Regions from separate parts of the Homo sapiens genome. Here region 1 is linked to region 2. Evidence: chromatin loops called from intact Hi-C (ENCODE). Cell type or tissue: OCI-LY7. All regions are shown on one strand. Links, peaks and the distances in the headings refer to the core of each region. The heading gives the core; the rest is flanking DNA.

Region 1 (9,054 bases), core at 741-8,740, 61 kb after region 2:
GGATACTTTGTCAGGCAGGGGACTGGGGAACTGAAACAATTGATTGTTTGGGGATGGAATCACAGAGATATTGAAACTACAGCTGAGTCAGTTCCCGGCCAGGGGCTGCAGGACCAGTTGAGTCAGTTCCTTGGTATGGGTCACAGGTCTGTGTCTCTTAATATGCCAAAATGCTAAATCTGAGAAAGATCTCAAAGACCAGTCCTTTAGGTCTAACAATAGTGATGTTATTTATAGGAGCAGTTGGGGAAGTTAACAAATCTTGTGACTTCCGGTTACATGACTCTAGGGCAATAAGCAACTATAGAAAAGCAAGCTAAGCAAGCAATGAATAGTTATTGTTTAACCATGCATGTTCTTTAACAAAGTTCAGGCTTCTGCCATTATTCTAATCTTGTGGCTTTTTATTAGTTTTCACAAATACAGTTTCAATCTTTGAAAAACGAATGGATCAGTTCAAGGAAAGGGCTATTATGTTCTCTGCACAAGAGTGGGCAAAAGCAATTTTGCCTGGTAGAAGCAAAATGGAGTCAATTATGTTAAATTTCCCTTACTACTATAATTTTTCAAAAGGTGATTTCAAAGCCTTTTAGCTTTTCACTTAATGTCCTGCTCACTGTTATTTCCTTAAGTTTTAAAAACAATTTCTGTCCCAAATGCCACTTTGCTTCTGCTAAGGGGAAGAAATCTGTATGGCCTGAAAAACACAGAATTTAGAATCATAATATTAGTTCAAGGGGAATTCTCACAGCTCTTTGACCTCTAGCAAGTCATCTAACAGAGCTGAACTTCAGTTTTCTTGTTTTTGGAATGGGGATAGTAATTTCCACCCTGCAGGTTTGTTGAGTGACTAAATTAAGCAGAAAAGGCAAAACTTCCAGCCAGGGCCTTGCTCCACTAAGGCACTCTGCTTGGGCTATGTACTTCAGCTATTATTATTCTAATAATTTTAAAAAAGTATAATTTCATCTTTTTTTGGTTTGAAGTAGTAAACAATTTGTCATTTATAAAAATTTATTTGCTTTTGTATAGGTGAATTTGGTGGTTTTATTTTCTCTTAGGTTTTCAGATAATGATGGAAATGGAGGGGTGCAGTGAAATTTTCTGATGCAGGTACATGTTTTAGGGAGAATAACTTATCATTATGAGTACCAATATAATAGATTAGATAGGATGGCAATGGAAAAAAATGACCCAAGTAGAATTCTAACATAATAAAAAGGAGAAAGGTAAGAACAACAACAACAAAACAGATTTCAAAACCATTTTTAAACCATTTTATGAATAAAGAGAAGAAGCAAAATAATGAGAACTACCTTGACTTCTGTAAGCCAACACTTAAAATTATAAAGCCAATTGAATGTTAGAAGTTGAGGGGCCCTGAAAAGTCAAAGAGAGTTCTTCAATGCCCAGCACAGTCATGCCATTACAGCATCTCTGCTGGGTGGCATTTAAACTTTCTTTCCAGAGAGAAGCAGCTTATCTCCTTGTAAAATATTATAAGGCAGTTCTGATTGCTATAAAGTGCTTGTTCATTTGATCGAGGTGCCAATTGGCACAATCTATCACTCTCAGAGAGATCATATAAATGATCTTATCTTTTAAAAGAAAGTCTTCCAAATAGTCAAAAGATGGTCCTTACTTTAAATTAAACATCCTCTTCTCTCTTAACTGCTCTCTATAAGCTGCTAATAATTGCCTCAGAATGAAGAACCTGGAACAGACATGATTAACAAGTATTTTCTCATGCAACTGTCAAGCCATGTATCTTGTCCCTTACTGTCATGTTTTTTTTTTTCACCTAAAAGCAGATCATTTTGTTAATACCCGCATAAGGATTTAAGACTGTATGATTTCAAAGATATGCTTTTCCTAGCATCATATTATTCTAATCACAGTCTAGGCTTCTGTCTGTAATGTTTTCACTCATTTCTGTGCATTGCAAACTTTAACTCAATTATCCAAACTCAGGCCCCTAACTTTTGCTCCCCAGGCACCACCTTGCCCCTGGAAACAGACAGTTCTTTATGATCTCAGATAACAGCTCTTGTATACATTTATTGGGAAGAAAGTGGAGGAAAAAGGTCAGGTTGTTGTCATTTGTAAGTTTCCTTCATTTTATTTAGAATAGTTTAAGCTTAACAGAGGGTTAACTATGTTAGCAATGCCTTCGAACCAAAAATATTTGAAATATTTTTGCAGAATTTACTCATGTTAAATTGATCTGAAAATGTTTAAGGATCACATGTTTAGATGTTTCTAAGTAGTGCATCCTTTTTCTTAATCAGGAAATCCTATTAATCTCTCAAACTATATTTGTTTTCTAAGTTTTCAGTATAATACAATTTTATTTCCTGAATAATAGAAATAAAAGAAATAGGTTTCTTTTGGTATTAGGTGTATCTAGACATTTTTAAACAAGAAAATTGGGTTTTTTCCTTTTTAAAGTATCAGGTAGCTCGCTTTCCATAAAGTTATAGTTTACTATATATTTTCTTATTGGATAGTGATCACAAAAATGAGTGCTTTCTTTAATAATATTTAGCAGACACATTTATGAAAGCAAACTAATATCACATTTCTTCTGAGTAGTTCCCTGAGGATTTTCTTATTTCCTCTTATTAAGAGGATTCTCCTATTGAGTTTTAAGGGCAGTGAGACTGCATAATATCTAGTGACCGAGTGGATTAATTTACATTATATTTAGAAACATAACCTCCCACATGTTATATCCAAGTTGTAGTCAACAGTTTTAGCTTTCATAAAAACAAGCTTACTATTTTCTTTACCTAATACCCACATACTTTGACTAGGTTACTTTTTGCTGTTGTTTTTGTTTTTTATCACCATTTTGTTTTGAACAATGTTACTGTGATTCTGTTTTTTTCTGATTAATGATAATAGTATGGTCAGCCCTAACACATTAATTAAACTCTCTTTCTTTCGTGATCTTTATTTTCTCAAGAATATAAATCAGTAAAGTCCCCAAAGTGCAAGAAAAGATTTTTGGTGTCATTGAACGTCAGGAAATTCAATATATGTAATTGGAGCATGTATTGAAGTAATATGACGGAAGTCAGTTAAAAATAGATAGCCGTTGTAGTAATTTACTTTTCAACATGCATTTATCAGCACAGGAGTGCATCAAAAAGCTCTTTTTGAAGCACTTGCATTTCCTGTCCTTATTCTTAAAGTTACTTTGAAATTTGAGAGGGAGGGGCATTGCAGCTGCTGGCCAAAGAGCTGCCAAATAAGACATACGTTTAAAGCAGAGAATGGTGCTAGATTCTTACTGAAAAGAACACACAAGGCCTGTTACCCTCATAAACAACTAAAAGCAAAAATAGAGATTGTTGAATGACATTTAGGCTTAGAGGATTAGAGAATCAGAGAATCTTAATGATGGAAGAAGGTCTTTCTTTGCATCTATTAAGAAGATTATCTGAGACTTTAACTCAGATGCCTTCTAGGCACAGGTGATATAAACTAGTGACATTCCAGGTGACTGGAATGTACATATCCATCCACAATACTATCAGGGAATGCTGGCTGTGCTGTACACCATTAGATTTCTGAAGAAAAGAGAGAAATTTGGATTATAATGTGAACATTTCTGGGTCACTGAGCACAATTGCACAGATTGTGAAAGTACAGCTGCACAGCAGCATGCAGTGCCTTGTGACTATTTGTAAGCCAAACAAAAGATTGCATGAGGGTTAAATTCAACCCACCGGTAGGAAGTTTGCAACCCTGTGGTTTAGACTGTTAGAAAGGTTTCATTATTATTATCAAACAGAAAAATCTGTTTTTCAGCAGCTTTGGTTCCCTGGATTTTGGGGTCATGTTGAATGAATGTAATCTTCATGCACACAAGTGTTTCAAATATTTGAAGTCAGTTATTCTATTTCTTTAGACCTAAATTTAGGGTCTAGGGAGACAATCAAAGAAATAAATTAGGTTAGTCTGTTATAAAAGAATGATAAAAAAATGTAAGGTGGCCCCTGGTCTTCACTTCTTTTCCATGTAAGTGCTAACAATTACTTTAGTAATGCATTTTAGAATATTGCCTTAAATTAAAGTCAAGAGGACTAGTGTATTGTTGGAGAATCTGTCAATCTCTGGCCTACCCGGTGGAGAGTTCTAAAGGTCTACCACCTGTGGACTCCTTCCTGCCAAGTCCTTGAACCCTTGAGAGTGTGGCTTGCAGGGTATTTGGTGAGTGGGATCCTAAAATAGTCTGTTGTGTCCACACCTGGTGTTCGGGGAACTTGGAGAGAATTTAGCCTCTTGATGACTTTATGAGCTTTAGATTACATCCTCTGTTGCTAATTCCCTCTGTGTTTGTGGCCATGTTTTAGTCCATTTTCACGCTGCTGATAAAGACATACCCGAGACTGGGAAGAAAAAGAGGTGTAATGGACTTACGGTTCCACATGGCTGGGGAGGCCTCAGAATCATGGCAGGAGGTGAAAGGCACTTCTTACGCGGCAGTGGCAAGAGAAAATGAGGAAGATGCAAAAGCGGAAACCCCTGATAAAACCATCAGATCTCATGAGACTTATTCACTATATGACAGTATTCACTTATAACAGTATGGGGAAGCTGCCCCCCATGATTCAATTATCTCCCCCCAGCTCCCTCCCACAACATATGGGAATTATGGGGTACAATTCAAGATGATATTTGGGTAGGGACACAAAGCCAAGCCCTATTAGGCCTGTATCTGTTAGACTGAAAGGTCATGCTTAGAAAGAAGTAGTAAAGACTACTAAGTTTGTGCTGTGCGCAGTTCCAAGCGCTTGATGTATATTAAATCATTTAATCCTCACAATCACTCTGAGGTATTAAACTTATTTTTACAGACAAGGGAACTGAGGACAAGAAACTTTGCCAAGGTTACACAGTTAACGATAAATCAGGGATTCCAACCCAGGCATTTGGCTTTGGGTTTGTGCATCTTCCGGAGTCTCAGATGGTAGTGGAAGTCCAGGGACCTAGGGTAGACTATAGGAAGGAAGATGCTCTGTGAAAAACAACCACTTGGATAGAGACGCTGATCCACTCTCTGCCCTACATCTGGCCTTAAGCCAGCCTGCTTGTGTGCTTCATACCACCTCTATACCAGTCCACAAGGACAATCGCAAACACTCCTGGGTGTGCATGCAGTGGCCAAGGAAATCTTATTGCTTATTGCTGCCCAGCCTCACTTTCTCCTGTCTTCATCCAGTGTTGAACTCTGGCCTCTGCAGTCACAGTCTACCCTGACTTTAGAAGTTGCTGTTTGTGTTTGGTCCCCTCTACATTTGAACCTTGCCTTGATCTGACTAGCTTTGCCTTTCCAGCATTTAATGCCTCCTGCTGGTGTGGCCCTGCCATGAACCCCAAGTCAATATAAGTTTGCATTTGGATTCCACAACCTCATCAATGGCTGTGAGTCTTTGAAGAAGTTAAGTATGCCTTTGAGGTTTACCCCTCAGGAAAATGAAGAAATTATATCTTGCTTATTGGATTATGAAGATTAACCAGCAACATTCTAGTACAGTGTCTAGTACAAAGTAAGTGTTCAAATGATACTTCTTCTTATGAAGTGGGCCATCCTAGGCCTTGAATTGAAGGATAGAGCATTGAAGAAGCAGGGCTGTGTGGAATTCATGTGCCAGAAGAGTGGCAATTAATTTCCCACGTGGGCAGTGGCAGTGCAGCCAGTAGCAACACTTGGATGCTTGCAAGGAAGTCACTGGGTTAGAAAGTATGAACATTTCAGGCCTCTTCATCCTTATTTAATATGTTCTTAGAAAGGCTACTTTAACTTAACATTGCTGCAGCTATGAACATATCCAATCTTAGTCCATTACTTCTATAACCTGTGTTTCTATAACACTCATTACCTCAAAAGCTATTGTTAAATAGGGGGAAGATATCAATAGGACATGGAATTTGGTCTGGTCATAAGCAATTTCACCACAGTTGCCTACAAGTCACAAAACTGAGTGTAAATTACATGAACACAGTGGGAGGCAGCAAGCCTCAGATGAAGATGCTCTATGGAGCCCATTCACCTCCTGGGGTTCCTCTAGGATCAATTTGGTTGTACTTGAAAGTGCATATTGTTGGGTTCTCCCTATCCTTTTCTTTTTGTCCTTGTTTTCATGATTCAACAAGGAGATCCTTCCTTACACACCCTTTCATTTTTAGCTTTCACTTTTTCTTTTAATAGTAAAATCCTACATTTACTACTGTAACATTTCTTTACGGTTGTAGCTTTTTGTTTGCTCGGTTAGGACTGTTATTATTTTTGTTAGTGCTCTGGTTACAATATCGGTTTTGAGTGACTAACTCTAATCATAATTTTTTCTGTGAATGCTGTTATTTTTAGAATGCAGTTTGGCAGAAAGGACGATTTCTTAGGAATGTTGTATTAGAATAAACAGAAGCACTGGTAATTCCTTCACTTGCCCAGTCACATCAAATCCCAGAGAGATTTGTTAAACACAGAATTGACCTCAGATCTGATTCACAATCTCCCAGGGGTAGCTCTGGAAATTTGTTAATTTGTGACCCAGGTGATTCCCACGTTACACAAATTAGGGAAACTCTGCTCTACCTTGGTTGGGAATAGGCATGCTTTTTTTTAACATTAATATTTTTTACATTTATTTTTACATCAACACAGTATTGCTTTCAATTAATACCCTCCCCTTGTTTTTATTAATTAGTTACAGCTCTACTACTTTATGATCTAAATTGTCCTGATCTGTACAAGGATGCTTCACTCTGCCTAGTTTTATTTGCAAAGGTCCTTTCTAAGGCAAGTATTCACAGACTTCATTTTATTTGCTCATGATAACATTGAATCCAACCACCCTGTGTAAAGGACTGGCTCATATTTCCTATCATATATTATCAAATATTATAACATAACAAAAGCTTTCATTTAAATGATTTAGACAGGATACATGAGTTTTTAAACTGCCTTATAAATAAGTGCAAATCTTGTGAAGATAGGGGTCAGGTGAGAAGTAGAATAAATAAAGGTGATGGGGGAAAAGTGCTTACTAACAGAAGCTTTAAACGCAACTACATAGAAAGGCACGTTGAAGAGATAGTTTTTGTTTGTTTGCTTGTTTGTTTTCACATTTTTTGCTTGCTTTCTTGGTCTAGTCCTGAATTTTTTAAAGAGGAAACTTTGTTTTGTTTATTTTTCCTACTTGAATTAAAGTATAGAAAAGACACATTACAAGACTATCATAAAAGGTTTGTTGTAAACTGTGTAATTTGTTGTAATACTCTGGAAACTCAGAGTAATAAAGATAAACCAACTTATAATGGCAATGCTTGGATTCCAGAAATACTTTTTTTCCATAACAACCTTGTTCATTGCTCTTCTACTTACACCTCTGAGGCCAGAAACCCCACAGTTTATATCAGCATTCAACTGGATTTACTGTTACTTCCTCTGCTTATTAAAGACAAACACAACATATACCAGTCAATAAGCAAAAAGAAATCATTTTTAAACTAATAAAATTCCACTCTTTGCAATGATTTAAAAGTTGCTAGATGAAAGAATTTGAAAGTGCAGCCATTTGAGTTGATTACTATGAAAAACTAAAGCAATACTTTTCAGGGCTTCCAATCAAGAGCAGCTTTGAACTTTGGCTCCCATCGTGCACATCAGTAATTCTGTGACTCAGGCAAATAAAGTATTCTTCGCCCCCACACGATCTGGGAGAGGCCATCTGGTGTGGTGCTATACTCAATAATATGTTATTTTGGGCCTCTACTTCAACTGGGACCCTTTACATTTGTAGACTGATTATTAAAAATCAGTTTTCTCATTGTCTGTTGTTTTTCATCACACCTAAGATCATAAGTGGAGAGTCTTGGGCATACAAAAGTTTGGAGAGCTGGTACTGCCATTTAGGGAGTTATCCTTATGTCATTTTCAGTGAGTCAGGTCAAAACTTCCTGGCTGTTCTCTCCAGCCTCTACAAATACATGAGACCCTAGCAAAGCCTTTTTCACTGGCAAACACTTCCTTTGTTTATTTACAGATTCATGCTATGCTAGTTAGACTTATGTTTGATATGTCAGAATTGTTCCACACAAACCTGAGAACACTGTGATGTAAGTTACCCGAATGAGATTGATGCAGAGCTGAGACCAACAAGAGCCCTAATAATTTGGAATTTAAAATGTTGCAGACTTAACTCCTTTCCATCACTTCAAACAGACATTAATTTCTCATTTCCACCTTTCTACATTCACCTTAAAAGGAGTGGCAATTGTAATGGATGCCACTGTGTGCCATACAGGTCCAGGACACTCATCTACTCAAAAACTGGATGTTTTGGTGGCTGACAACTTTCAGCTGAGACCTTCTGCAGGCAGTACCCTCACCCAAAGTTATGTCCCTTCTTGGAGGCAGCCATTCCAATAAAAAGTCGCAATCTTCCATCCAGTTTCCAGAATTAAGTCAATATTTAGAATAAAACCTATATACAAGCATATTTTGGTGATATTGTGGATATCATTCCAGACTACCACAATAAAGCAAATATTGCAATAAAGAGAGTCCCAGAAATGTTTTGGTTTCTCGGTGCACATAAAAGATATGTTTGCATTATAGTGCAGTCTCTTAAACAATGTACACCCTTTAATTTAAAAATACTTTATTGCTAAAATATGCTAATGATCATCTGAACCTTCAGGGAGTCGTAATCTTTTTGGTGGTGGAGGAGGGTCTTGTCTCAATGTTGGTAGTTGCTGACTGATCAGGGTGGTGGTTGCTGAAGGTTGGCATGGCTGTGGCAATTTCTGAAAATAAAACAACAATGAAGTTTGCCACATCAACTGATTTCTCCTTTCACAAAAGGATTTCCTGTAGCACGTGATGCTGTTTCATAGCATTTGACTCATAGTAGAACTTCTTTCCAAATTGGAGTCAATCCTCTCAAACACTGCCATTGTTTTATCAACTAACTTTATGGAATATTCTAAATCCTTTGTTGTCATTTCAGCAATGTTCACAGCATCTTCACCACGAGTAGATTC
Region 2 (9,054 bases), core at 778-8,777:
CTGATTTACCTACTAGGGAGTTAAGTGTTTTGGGGCAAATCATTGGCAGTATATCAGAAATTTTCATCTACAAAACAGAAATAGTAATAGCAATCTCACAGGGCTATTGTGGGATTAAATAATAGAACAACATTTAGCATATACCTGCACATAACAAAGACCCAATAATATTTGTTTAAGACATTTCCAGTCAAATTCTATTTTCATATATACAGTAAGTTAAAAGCATCTTCCTGTTAACAAAATCAATTAATTGTGGTCAAAATATTAGGAATGTTTAAAGTACAGAATTTTATTTCATTTTTTAAAAAATGGAGTCAGGGACTCACTCTGTTGCCCAGGCTGGGGTGAAGTGGCACAATCATAGCTCACTGCAGCCTCCAGTTCCTGGTCTCAAGCAATCCTCCCACCGCAGCCTCCAGAGTAGCTGGAACTACAAGAGTTCACCACCAAGTCTGGCTAATTATAAAATTCTTTTTATAGAGATAAGGTCTCACTAAGGTTCCCAGGTTGCTCTTGAATTCCTGGCCTCGAGTGATCTTCCCACTTCAATCTCCCAAACTGTTGGGATTACAAGTGTAAACTGTCACATCCAGCCCATAATTTATTTATGATGGTGACCTATTCTATGGGCTAATGGAATATATTTATTTTATATTTTGTATTTAATTAGGTTTCTTGATTGATTACCCATCATGGATTGAAAAGTTATGTCAAGACCTAAAGGAATAAGGAAATCTCCATGAACTATATATAAGTCTAAAAAATAATGTAATGATAGTGAAGAGTAAAAGATATTAGATTGAATGAAAAGTTGATTACTTGATTGCTCCCAAGCTTCCTTTTTTTCCTGAACCTCAAATAAAGCTAAATTCTATTGTTTTTCATTTTAAGTTCTCAGGAAAATAGGAAAAAAATTAACAACATGAGGGAAGTTGTAAGACATGGGAAATGATAGAGTGCTTTACACCCAGGCCTGTGTAGACTGACTCCCCTGCTGAGATGGTAAGTAGGAAACCTCATTGTATTTTCTCCTCTACTTTTAGTTTTGAGGGTATTTTGAAACTTACCAAATGTTCTTATGTCTCTATTTTGTCAACGGATGACCACCTTTGATAATGACTCTTCACTCTGGTCATACTTCAGAAGATGCCAACAGGACAACAGAGCAGCAGGTGCCCTGCCTCAGGTGGACAGCCTCCAATCTTGGTGATGACTATACATTGTGTCTTCTTCCACATATCCATATAAATCTCATACATATTCATTTTTACTTTAAAATTTTATATTTGTATATTGAAATATATTTACTTAAGAAGAACATACTAAGTGCCTATGTGTGGCTTTGTATTATGTCAGCTTCACTAAACTGGAAGTATGTTTTCCAGACTTCACTTTCCTGTATGTTTCAGGGTAAGGGTTGTCCACAAGAGAAATTTTCATAAGATTTGGGAAACAGAAAAGAAGCACAGCCATTTTTGCATGCTCTGAAATTTGGTGCATGGTGCCAGTCATGACGGCAACCTGTGCATGCTGTCACTGATCTGCTTGGCCTACCTGGGTGGCCAGGTGGATAGCACCTGGGTCTGCAGCTTCTCCAGTTCTTGCTGGATTGTCTGCTCTGGACATTCTGTTTCCTAGCTCTATGTCAATGGGGATTAGCTTCTCTTGCAGGTTACCTGTGTTGTCGAGGTTGGAGGTAGTGAGAGACAGATACTGGTTCCAGTCTATCCTTGCTCTCTCCCACTTTGCATCCAGCTGTTCTTCCCAACTAGTGTTCCAGCTTGCATATTGCAATCTCAGGCCCCACATCAGATGCAGAGGAAAGATCTAGCTACTTTATTTTACATTAGTCATAGTAGTACTGCTTTTCTGGTTGATCCCTGACTGATATAGCCTATATATGTCAGACACTGTGCTGGGTTTGGAGATAGCAATGGTGAGCCAGTTCAGTATTGACCTTTTTTATAGAGCTTAAAGTCTAACTTAGGATATTATTATTATAATACAAAAGAAATAACATGTTATTTTTAATTTTCAATCAAGCTGAGGTTATTTAATAATGCTTTCATTTTTATAACCCTTTTTTACTTTTCAAAGAGCTTTCTTGTTATTTGCTCACTGTCACATCTTTGCAGCTGTGGAGAAGACTAAGCAGAGATTTAAGAATACTCCTATCCCAAGGTTGCACAATTTGTAAGTGGCAGGAATGTAGTCTTCTGATTCATATTCCAGTGCTTGTCTTAATGTGAAAGTTATGAAAATAAATCAAATTTTGTACTTTCATGGAGCAAATGTTACTATCAGATCAGTTGTGTCTACATTTCACCAAAATATTTACCAATCCAGAAAAAAAAATAAGCCAATATGAGATACTTGGCACCACGTAGGAAACCACATTGGATTTCTCAGTTTTCAAACAATTATCCTGATGTCAAGAAGATGTGACCCCAGAAATATGAAAAAAATAAAATGTCAGTTGTCTTGGTGACCTTTCTTTTGATGCTAAGCTTCATATAATAGGCATCTACAGGTTTCACTTTTAGACTGTGTTCTTCTACAGAGTGGCAGGAGAGATGCTGAAATTTGTGCCAATATTTCACTGGAGGTGATCATTTTCAATCTATGTACATAGGGACACAGCTGGAGTGACAGACACTTCTGCCAATTATGACACCTAGATGGATTTTGACAGAAAAATGACAGTCATGACAGCATTTCCTCCAGAGCCTAAAAACTGTGAGTAGGTCAGAAGAGTTATCCAGTAGGCTGTAGATTCTGTCTCCTTCTAAGCAACCAAAAGCAGGGTTGTTCCCCTCTGTGATGTCATTCCCTGAGAGTCAGAGTATGTGTCTATCATCCTTAATGTGGTTTTAAAGACATTTTATTATAAAGTTAATATATACTGGTTTGTAAAATTAAACTCTGTAGAAGGTTGTGGAGAAAAAAATATCTCCTATTTCCCCACCCCTATTTCTACTTCCCAGAGTTAGTCATTCTCAAAAATGTATATATATACACATGTATATGTATGTGTATATATATACATTTTTGAGAATGACTAACTCTGGGAAGTAGAAATAGGGGTGGGGAATATATATATGTATATATGTATATATATGTATATATGTGTATATATGTATATATGTATATATGTGTATATGTATATATGTATATATGTGTATATGTATATATGTATATATGTGTATATGTATATATGTATATATGTGTATATGTATATATGCTCTTTGTATGTGGGATTCATTCTTCTCCCTGCATCTCAGCTCTAACCTCCTCTCCTCAGAGAGGCCTTGCCTGACCACTCACTGTACAAGGTAATTCCCCAGTTATATTCAGTCTCCTCATGCTGTTTATTTCCCTCATAGCCTGAATCACAATGGCTCTAATTTGTTCTTTCCCATGGTCTTTCTCACTAGAATGTAAGCTCTACAAAGAAAGGGTGCTTGTCTGGCTTGCTTACTGCAATTTCTTCTCTAATCAAGATGTTGTTAAGGGTGTCATTCATTGCATTATGCAAAGTCTTCTTTATTTCTTTCTGGATTTTTTTTTTTTTTTGATGGAGTTTCGCTCTTGTCACCCAGGCTGGAGTGCAATGGTGCGATCTTGGCTTACTGCAACCTCCGCCTCCTGGGTTCAAGTGATCTCCTGCCTCAGCCTCCTTAGTAGCTGGGATTACAGGCACCCACCACCACAACAGGCTAATTTTTGTATTTTTAATAGAGATGGGGTTTCACCATGTTGACCAGACTGGTCTTGAACTCCTGACCTCAAGTGACCCAACCGGCTCGGGCTTCCAGAGTGCTGGGATTACAGATGAGAGCCACCATGCCTGGCCCATTCACTGCAATTTCTTAGTGCTTGTCAGAAGCATTCAATAAATATTTGCTGAATAAATTGTTGAATGAATGGGATCCTGATAAATTTCTTAGTTCCAGATGCTGCTGAGGATAGGCCTCGGTACTTGTGTACTGTAGGATAATTCTGTGCCCTTGTATTGAACCCCTCCTTCTGAGCAAGTTTGAATGGGAGTTCTATAAAATCAAACATGTTTTGATAATTTTTCCCACTAATTTATATATAACTATGAGAGAAACATTTAATAAATATATAAATATTTGCCCAAAGGAACACTGTTGCACATACAAAGATATGGCACTATCAAATACAACCATTGAAGGCAGGCAGCTTTCCCAAGTGGAAGCTTACAGTTGCTCGTTGGATGATATACAAAATTCCTAATTAGGCATATAAAAAATGGTGCTGTTGTTTCAACGTTCAGTTTGTTTGAAAGTTCAATGCACAAAGTCATATACCCCCAAGGCTGTGTATGTCAAGTTAACCTGACAGAGAGCTATTCTGTTTGTGCCAACTTTATGAATTTCCTCTAAACAGCAGTGATTTGTCTAAAAAACATCTCCTATCTGTATGTATGCAGAAAAGCTGTGCTCACTGAGATGTCTAGATTTATTGTTGATGCATTATTATGGTCTTGAACTCCTGGGCTCAAGTGATCCTCCTACCTCGGCCTCCCAAAGTGCTGAGATTACATGCATGAGCCACCATGCCTGGACAATTTTTTTTTTTGCTTATGAATTCACCTTATTTTATATATAAGGCAAATGATATAATTTTGCACTTCACGTTTTAACAATCTCTTTATTTATTTACTGTATTGAATTTAAGCTGGACATATGGGATTGCCCATTTTACAAGTAAAGCTCAAGAAGCTAAATGCTTTCCAGAGTTTACAATGAGTGAGGGACAAACACTGGGATGAGGGCCTCCAACCATCCAACCATCCAACCATCTCATCAAAAGAGTAATTAAAAATTATTCATGCAGGATTTGCAAAGAAAATAGAAAAACTGGGTTCTGCGCCCTTAATCCAACACCTTCCTAAAGGATATAAAAGAGTTGAGGTTGAAGAAAGAGAATGAGGAAGTATCTTTGTGGAAAGTTGTCGGAGGCCTGTGGCATTTTCCTTCCCCTTCCCTTCAGGGATGTAGGTAGGGAAGTGCTTTCTTTTCAGCTCAAGTCTAATGAGAATACTTTTGAAGGGGCTGAATTCAAGCTTACTATGTGTCTCCTGGAATTTTGAGGATACACAGGAGACTGGTGGTTGACTTGCACTGAAAAAAAAGAAAGGCAGATATATCAGGAATTGCTTATGATGGCAGAGTGAGGACAGTGGGCAGTGCTGGAGCGTGGATTGATGTGGGAAGAATGTATGAGCTCCTGCTGGCCAGGTGGCTGCCACAGAAGGCAGCCAGGTGAAAGCTATGTGAAAAACCCTTCCCAAGAGGGAAGCCTGCCAGGATGGGAGACCAAAGCAGTAGGAAGCTATGGGTCTACACTAGGGCAGGGAGGTAGGAAGTAGAGGATACAGAAAGGTTAGTTGGAGGATGTATCACCCTTGAGGAAATGGTGCAGTTTAGTGTTCAGCTCTAGTGATCCACTGTGGTCAGAAAGCACCAACGTTAGACCACAACAGAACTACTCTAGCAAGACCTTTGTTTCTTTTTTGTCTTCACTTCCTTGCCAGCCTGCCCCAGTGGGTGGGGATACTGTGGTAAAGGTTGGATGGGGTGAAACAATTAGAAATGTGGCAAGGGACTTGAGGGAAGAACTGGTACCATGGAAACAAAGAAGGTTGGCCAGACATCCCAATCCCTTCCCTGCTGCAGATTTCTGCCTGAAATATGTCTGAACTAACAAACAGAAGTAAGAGTATTACATTAAATGGGACTGCTATTATGTCTAAAAGTAACTGAAAAAACTATGTGACCCACTCAAGTTCTTATCCAGGCACAAGAAGAAAGGTAAGAGGGTTTGCAGCAGGTATTTGTGATAAAGAATAGACTTGGAGTTTCCACGCTTTTGAATTCTATTTGTTCAGCATAATAGTTACATAAACAATTAGATACAACATGATAATTACATATAAAATTTAAGCAATAATAAGTATAGTTTAATAATACATATTTTTAGTTTCTGGCTTGGGGACCACACTGTGAAACCCATTCACCTAGACCCCAGTCTAACTTGCTCCTCCCCAGACCATGGAATTCTGCTTGTCACCAGTGAAATTTCAAGTGTCATTAGTTTTAAAGACTATTTCTGCTTGTGCCACTTATGACCAACCTTAGCATTTCCTTTGCTAATACTCCTATGACCTCTTAGAATCTTGTGGGTTTTGATTGCTTTTCCTACCCGAAAAGAAAGATGTAATATTTTTTAGCTGAATTTTTCTTTTAAGATAAGTAGACTTTATGGTGTTAGCAAACAATACTTATTGAAGACTTTTCCATTAATAAAACAAAATAAAGCAAAATAATACAAAGATCCTTCTACTTATACCTCAGGTTACCTTCCAGAAGCTACCTTGTAGCAAAAGAATCACCCGGCGGTGTCTGCAACTACCACTTCCCATGGAGTGGCTAACTGTAATTTTTGCTGTTGTTCATTTAATTTTCTCTGCCAATCATATTTACATTTAAAACAGTAAAAAGAATTTTTCCTCTTTTGGAAGGAAAAGGTTACTTTTTCAGTAAATGTTTTCTTTATAGAAACGTAGGCACACACATTAAAGATTTTCCTGTCAAACAAGGATACCACAGACTCAAATCTCAATTAGGTTTTAAAATATTCCAGATTGTACAACTTCTATGTCTGCATATTTTATATCACAAAGTCAGGTGTCTCATTTTGCTCAATTTCTCTACTTACTTGAACCATCATTCCAACTCCAAGTGGTACATCCTTGTGCAGTACCATGCTTTCTAACAGATGATAGAGTTGTCACTCTGTTTAAGGCTTGCATAGTTTTGGTGTATGTTATCGACATGTAGAGATTATATGCAGATGGCAGATTGTGGCCATCTTGCAAATATATTTCTATAATCATTTTTACAGATGGGAAATGCAATGATAAAAAAGGAAAGAATTGATTCTAAAGCACAGAAAATATGTTCAAACAGCTTCCTTCCCCAAAACAAACTTGACCAACTTTGCATCTGATCTTGGCATGTGCTCTTATGTTTAAGGCAGTGTTTGGTTTTCAGGTTTTCCATGGCTTTTTTCATGCCCACTACATTTCTTTTCTGATTTTGGCAGTTCTCATTAGGTATTTCAATGAATAGTCAAGAAATCATACAAATAGGAAGTAACTTTAGTGAAATTATGAGACTTAAGTTGAAGATGATTTGACTGCTTATAGCCAATATATGTCTGTCCCTACAGCTTTTTCTTTTTCTCCTTCTGTCCTGATACAATTGGCCATCAAGATTTTAAGTGTAGCCACTCTGGAAGATTCCCAGATGTCCCAGTATAAGAAAATGTGTACCCAGCATTTGAAGAACCCTGTTTTGAGATTTAATCCATTTGCACACTTGGTTAGCTCTGTTAATTCAATTACCTTAAAAAGTAGCAAAGATAAAATTCACCAGAATCTAATTTCATTTCATTTCCTTTCTCTCTTTCCTGAGTCTTATTACTGCTTTATTTGCAATTGGTTGGAATTTTAGAGAAATTTCCTCATTTAGAGAATCTTCTTCATTAAGTGCAAATCTCACAAAGTTTACATTTAAAACAACAAAAAGAATTTTTATCACAAATGCTACTCAATAAGGAGTCATAAAAATTTAGAGATAACTTTTTCTAGAAACCTTATTTTCTTTTCACTTCACATAAATCAGTTATTCTTTCTTTTAAGTTACTTCCTGAATAACAGAAACCTCTGTTAAATATACTTTTCTAAAAGTCCAAAATACAACCATGAAAAGTCTTTGAGAGCCCTTTCTTTCAGGCTGAGTCAACATGAAATAAAACTTTATAGTAGACTGAGATACTCTTGCCCTCTGCATATCTACCTTTGATGTCTCCCCTCTTATCCTCCAGTGATATATCAGGACAACTCACAGGTCTCACAGCTCCTCCAGGACACCCAGCTAATATATTTGCACAGAAAATATTACCTAAAAGTAAAGGAAATTCATCTCCTTATCTCTAAGAGGGGCTGTGTAACAAAATATTAAACAGGTTTACATACATACCACCCTACCGTAAATAGAAATTCCAACACTAGAAAACACTGGCAGATGGAAATGATATGGATAAATAGTTTCGTGCTGCCATTAAATTTCTTGGAAACTTCTAGAATGGCTACTGGGGCAGTCAAAGGTAGTTTCCTCTGAAGTCTTGGATGAGAGCAGTTTTTTGATCAAATAATTCACTTTCCTTTTTACTTTTAGCATGCAATGTCTTTAACACCCTTTCTTCTATAATCAAAAAAAATATTAACAATGTGTTTTAGGACATCTGCTACAGCAATAGCTGATTGGCCTAGAAATAGATAACTGACCCAAAGGCCATTAAGCCACGGACTGCTCAGCAGCCTGTCAGGGCTGGCTGTAACAGATGAGCCCAACCAGCCAGATTCTCTCTGGTGATAGTTTTGTATTAAGAAACCCAGAGACAACTGAAGCCAGCTACAGGACTTGAGCAGGAAAGTCACATGAACAGTTGTTGGAGCCATTGTTTTGGAGCCATATGTAAGATAATTAAACAAAGAAAGCAGATCGAGAGACTGAAGAATGAAGCCAACTCATAGAAAAAAGCAGATGAGAGAAATGATAAAGTCCTGGGATGGGAAGAGAGAGCTAGGACTTTGAGTTTCCTGGTGTTCGTATTCTAAGAAGGCCAGCTTGCCTTGCTTCTTGAGATTGAAATCCATGAAATCCCTGTATTCTCCTTTTTTTTTTTTTTCTAAACTCGAATTAATTTGAGAAGGTTTCTGTTCTTATATAGTAAGATAATATTTTGACATAGTAACTGAGGTTTTATTTTTGCTCCAGACTTCCTGTTCTTCTTTCCCCCTATTTTGGTAGCAGGGAGGGCCTTCTATGTTCATATCCATGGGTAGGGGTTTTAACCTCAGAAATAGAAAGTAAGAAAAAGATTCAAGGCTTAACACTTGAATTTATCAAGTAGACGTTCCCACAAATGCATGGCAAAGGCAATCACTTTGACAGGAAA

The links. Peaks named below come from ENCODE experiments on the same cell type or tissue, not always from the same donor. Only the 100,000 strongest peaks of a DNase experiment are listed, where the experiment ranks them.
Region 1: a loop joins it to region 2, with 5 times the contacts of the local background. A loop is called at or near these places in 3 of 110 quality-filtered maps.

Annotation. Positions count from the first base shown.
Region 1 is chr4:100,162,318-100,171,371 of GRCh38, forward strand. No RefSeq gene overlaps it. Among named protein-coding and RNA genes, the nearest start is that of DDIT4L-AS1, 23 kb to the right of the region's middle. In OCI-LY7, for the core only: a CTCF peak has its summit at 5,344 (motif pointing left); DNase peaks (open chromatin) are centred at 3,204, 3,704 and 4,214; H3K4me3 peaks cover 964 bases; H3K27ac peaks cover 1,899 bases.
Region 2 is chr4:100,101,674-100,110,727 of GRCh38, forward strand. It overlaps LOC107986232 (a long non-coding RNA gene), which reads left to right and starts at 560. Exons shown (of 3, transcript XR_001741515.2): 1 at 560-1,005; 2 at 1,147-1,209; 3 at 2,139-2,789. In OCI-LY7, for the core only: no CTCF peak of the experiment used is centred there; a DNase peak (open chromatin) is centred at 5,488; H3K4me3 peaks cover 420 bases.